Linked DNA regions of Mus musculus: region 1 is linked to region 2. The links are chromatin loops, found by intact Hi-C in ENCODE. Cell type or tissue: left cerebral cortex. All regions are shown on one strand.

Evidence for each region. Hi-C counts contacts between places; a loop is a spot of excess contacts. Peaks named below come from ENCODE experiments on the same cell type or tissue, not always from the same donor. Only the 100,000 strongest peaks of a DNase experiment are listed, where the experiment ranks them.
Region 1: a loop joins it to region 2, with 8 times the contacts of the local background. A loop is called at or near these places in 2 of 42 quality-filtered maps.

Annotation. Positions count from the first base shown.
Region 1 is chr14:117,956,319-117,958,818 of GRCm38, reverse strand. The region is part of intron 7 of Gpc6 (glypican 6); the gene reads right to left. Among named protein-coding and RNA genes, the nearest start is that of Mir6239, 3.7 kb to the right of the region's middle. In left cerebral cortex, no CTCF peak of the experiment used is centred here; DNase peaks (open chromatin) are centred at 272 and 1,124; H3K4me3 peaks cover 87 bases; H3K27ac peaks cover 769 bases.
Region 2 is chr14:117,894,229-117,896,728 of GRCm38, reverse strand. The region is part of intron 6 of Gpc6 (glypican 6); the gene reads right to left. Gm52110 (a long non-coding RNA gene) reads left to right here. Exons shown (of 3, transcript XR_003951109.1): 3 at 1-2,500. Among named protein-coding and RNA genes, the nearest start is that of Gm52110, 14 kb to the left of the region's middle. In left cerebral cortex, no CTCF peak of the experiment used is centred here; DNase peaks (open chromatin) are centred at 941 and 1,401; H3K4me3 peaks cover 849 bases; H3K27ac peaks cover 1,461 bases.

The sequences.
Region 1 (2,500 bases), 62 kb before region 2:
GTAGCAATGATAAACCTCAAGGACTGTAGGCTAAGTGACAGGCAGGGGCACTACACGATTTCACGCCTATGAGCTACCTACGACAGCTTGCTCTCCCATTGGCCCACCAGGGAACGCCCCTGACCCTCCTCCAGTGCAGCGGCAGAACTTCTACTGTGCCACATTTGAAGGCTGCCAGTTTTCTTCTCAGAAGATTTCTCACCACCCCAATGTGTTCCTCTGGCTGGGTACAGATGGAGTATTTTACAGTTCTTTAAAGTACGGCTAGATGTTTCGGGGGCATCCTTCGCTTTCAGACTAAAGCAGTATCATTCTGGCAGGCCTGCTGACGCACTCTCTTCACAGATCTCCCATCCCCAGACATCATCCATCTGCTCAGATTTACCCAGTCACGGCTCACAGCGGCTGGCAAGGCTGACTGACCTGTTTTCTGGATTGTTCCATTTCCCCTACTTCTTACAAGTTACTATGCCTACCCATTGGTCTTGGGAAGGACTTCCTTGGGGGATATAGTGGTTCTGGGAGGATCTGATGTTTTGAAACACCATGGTGGCTCTCTGTAAGAACTATCTGCAATGGGTCAAATCAATCTATATTCCTTAGCCAGGTCCTTAGTTACCTCCTCCCAGAGGTGTTTTGTGTTTGTGTAGTGCTGGATGTCCTGGAACTACTTCTGCACACCAGGATGGTCTCAACTTCACAGAAATACCTTCGACTTCTGAGTGTTGCTATTAACGGTGCGCTCCACCAAGAGCAGGCACCCAGAAGGCATTTTCAGGAAAGGACATATGGACAGCAATGCATTAACCCATAGGGAGCAGAAATGATCTTTGCTAGTTCTATAGTTCTATGGGGTGAGGGAAGGGTCTGGCAATGATGGACAAAAGGGCTCTACCTAACCCCAGATGACCAACATCCTATCAGACAACCAGCGTGGGGGTGGAACATGAGTTTCACACTGTATCCTTTATCTGCGGCTTGCCCTGCCCTTCTTTGTGGATAGTGGGTCCTGAGAAAGAGACATCAATCCTAGAGGAAGTTACAGGTCACGCTGTTTACTGCAGCTGTGTCCTAAGAAAGCAGAATTCTGCTGTCCGAGAGCGGTAAGTCAAGAGCCCGAGTGAACCGTAATAGTGAGCTTGTTTCTCCTACGTTTTGTGGCTGGGCAGAGCTCTGTCACGTTCATCCTAACCGTAGACGAGTTTTATTTCCCTCTAAGCCTGTGCTTTGCTGCCTCCCACCTCATCAGTCTTCCCAGCTCCCGCACAGACAGCCCATTCTGGACACAGGTTGCCCAGACGTGCTTCTCAGGTGTGACTGATGGCCGCACATGTCCTCCTAGGCTCTCCAGCTTCACCCTGGGACCTTTAGGAGGCCCAGATTTGTAGCCTGCTCCATGAGTCTTTGATTCCCCCCCCCTTTGGCTTTCTAGATTATAATCGATTTCCCCTGTAAGTTACCAGCTTCCCCTTAGTTCCTATTTGTCTGAGTTGAGTCAGAATGCTCCGCTGTCTTCCCCCAGCCACCCCTAGAAGTTGCTTAGGTCAGTGAAAACTGGGAGACGTAGGAGTTCTACCTGTCACTCACTTCCTGCTGGTCACTGAAGGTGAGCCCTAGATTCCTCTTGCAGGCCACAGACACTGACAGAGATGTTAAGGAAAGGTCTGTGTTTGCTCTTTGGATCAGTAGTGTGAGCCTCTGAGCATGGACTGCTGGGAGCTGGACTTTCAGTGTGTTTTTAGTCCAGTTCTTTATGAATTTGGAGGGTGGGACTTTCAGAAATAATGAGTTGAGGTGGGTGCTGAGAACCAAACTTTGGTTCTCTGCGAGAGCAACATGTGCTCTTAACCCCTGAACCCTCTTACCAGACCAACTGTCCAGTATTTTAAAGGACTCCTCGCTCTGGCAATCCTCACTCGGAACTACAGATGTGTGGATCCAACATCAGCAGTAGCTATGTGGCCTGGGAGCTTGTTAGAAGCACCAAACCTCACTCAGGCCTTGTTTATAGCTCCATTTCTGTGGCCGTGATAAAAAAAAAATACCCTGACATACAGAAACTGAGGGGAGTAAGGGTATGTTCAGCTTACAGACCCGGGTTATTATCATCAAGGGAAGTCAGGGCAGAACTCAGTAGCAAGGCACACCACATCCACAGCCACGAGCCCAAGAAAATAGATGTGTGCATTCTTGCTTGTTTTATTGCTACTCATCCATCAGTATTCTCCTCTCTTATATGGTTCTAGAACTCTTGCCCAGGGAATTACCCTGCCCACAGTGGATTGGGTCTTCCTATATCAATTAGCAATCAAGACAATCTCTCACCAACAAGCCTATGAGTCAACATGATCTAGAAAATCCCTTATTGAGACTCTCTTCCCATATAACTTGAGGCAGTGTCAAATGAACAATAAACACTATCCAGCACATGGACCATCTCAAACTCACGGCTTTGCTCAGCTCTGGCTCTCTAACAAAAATGCCACGAACTGGATGGCTT
Region 2 (2,500 bases):
ATGTTTACTGTATTCCATTTGCATATTCTGTCAATGATTATTCATTCGTTAATATTCCTTCTTCATTTGTTTGGTGTAGTCCATCCTAGATTATGAAATCACACTCCTATTTACTGTGAGCTAATGGTTTAGGAAGCTCTGTGCCAGCTACTGTTCGCTGGAGGATGTCTAACAGAGTGGTGTCTTTGATGAGCAGGAACCCTGGCTTTTTGATGACACCAGCACGAAGCCCTCACTGTAAGCCGATCTTATGTGTCAGGGCGTTTTACTGAGTGCTACGCAACTGGGGAGAACGCAATACTCAAACGTGTGGATTGATTGGAAGTACAGAATGCATCAATTTGGATTTCAGCTACAGCCAAGGAATCCTGAAAGAAAGTTTCAAGTCTGAAGAGTCGAGTCAATCTATTAGCATCTTGTAAGACAGACCCGAATCTACATTAGTCCTATCTGAGTCTGAACAATGACATGGAGATCATGAAGGCTTTTCCTGAACTATTTATGAGACTGGAGGAGCCTTTAACTCAGAGTTGAACATGGTTTTTTATTTTATTATTATTATTTTTTTTTTTGGTAGATCGCCTCGAGACTGATTTTAGAGCACCCAGACTGAATAAAAAATGTGCAAAGTGTTTCCTCCTTTAAGACTTGCACTGCGTTTTTAATCACTCAAGGCTCCATAGCATTCTTTGGACAGGTCTCTCCAGCAGTGGTGGAGACTGTGTAGGCATTGTCTCCCAGGAAGTTATGTGGCTGGCTTTCTGAATTGTCTATCTTTCTCTTGGTGGTGTGCAAGCCCATTTGATGAAATCCAGTTATTCCCACTATTCTTTGATGTGCCTGAAAGAGTCAGTTCCCAAAGAGGGGAAACAGTCCAGAGTCTCTTGGCAGGAGCTGCGGATTCCACGGCGGCAGCAGCCTTTCCGTGGGTTTCCAGCAGCGCTCGCCGTTGAGTTAGATTTGTGCATCCTTCAAACCCACAGACTAAGCAGCATATCGCGGAGATAAGTCATCCCTTTTTATGGGTGTCTTCCGAGAGTCCCCACTTGGGCCCAATCAAGTGCAAAGCCCCTGAATGGAAAAGGCAGTTCTCTGCAGCCTCACGCTGCGTGTGTTGCCCGTAGAACAGCAAGAAGCACACGGAAGAAAGCCGGGTGCGCTGGTTTTCATGTATTTTATTTTCTCCTGGCTTTGAAGGCGCACTGCACTTTGCTGCTGTTATTACCAAGGGTGGAAATGAAACTGGGGTGTCTCAGTGGGGTTTTATAGCAAACAGACAAAGCAGGTTCAGGCAAGACAGGGCAGCCCATGATGGGAAGGGGATCGGGCAGAAGCAGTGTTTGCAGGGGTGAGTGGGGCGTAATTTATTCAGCTGCAGCAGAGACTGGAAGCCAATCTAACTCTGACCCACTTATCTTTAGGAAATGAATTAAAGTAGAGAGTCTGGTGTGGTGTTGTTGGAGAAGGTTTGCTTTTCCTTATTCAAGCTAAGCAAAGATGGAAAGGTGTGGGTGTGTGCGCGCAAGTGTGTGTGTGTATGTACGTGTGTGTATGTACGTGTGTGTGTGTGTGTGTGTGTGTGTGTGTTGGGATAGACTGTGGAAGGGATCAGTTCCAACCCCAAAAGAGGGGCTGAATCCCCAGAAAATAAAAGGGCTTCTTAAATCCAGCCTGACACGCTTTGAAATGCAAAGTGGTGGGCCCCTGGCCGAAGACTCCTCTGGGGTGGCAATGAAATGCCCTGGCAGTTTGAAGTGAAAAACTATTGCCCAATCCTCACAACCCAGGCTTCCTAAATCACACCCAAATGTCCCAGAGGCATGGGAGAACACTTTTTACGAGTGGCATTTTACTCTGAAAACAGTATTAGCCACCAGGCTGGACAACAAGTTCCCAGTGTTTCTGCCATAAATGTTTTGTTTCAAAGCAATAATTAAAAAATATATATATATATATATATAAAGTCCTCGCTGCACCTCCCCTCCAGCCAGGTTGGAGACTGAACCTCGGACTGTGTATATACTAGGACAGCAGAGACCCCCAAAGTGCATATCTTGATGGTGTTCGGTCATTTCTTAAGCCTGTCTGGGGGATTATTAATAACAGCTTTGGTTCTACAAACACACCCGTGAATTGAGGAAGACGCAACTCCGTCTTCCACCTTTCATTATTCCCATTGGATTCTTTGCATCCTAAACACAGTCTCCTCCCCCTCCCCCTCCTGGCCCCTCCCTCCATACCCTTCTCCCCTCCCCATCCACTCCTCCTAATGTTTCTCTTCAGAGAAGGACAGGCTCTCAAGGGTATCAATCAAACATAGCGTATCACGTTGCAATAAGACTAGGCACCTCTTTTGTCAAGGCTGGACCAGGGGTGATCCGGTAGGAGGAAAACGGTCTCAGATGCCCAAGCTGGCAAAAGAGTCAGAGACAAGCTCTGGTGCCACAAGAAGACCAACAGTAGAATTGGGGATATCTCAGGGATGAGCTAGAAACCTACT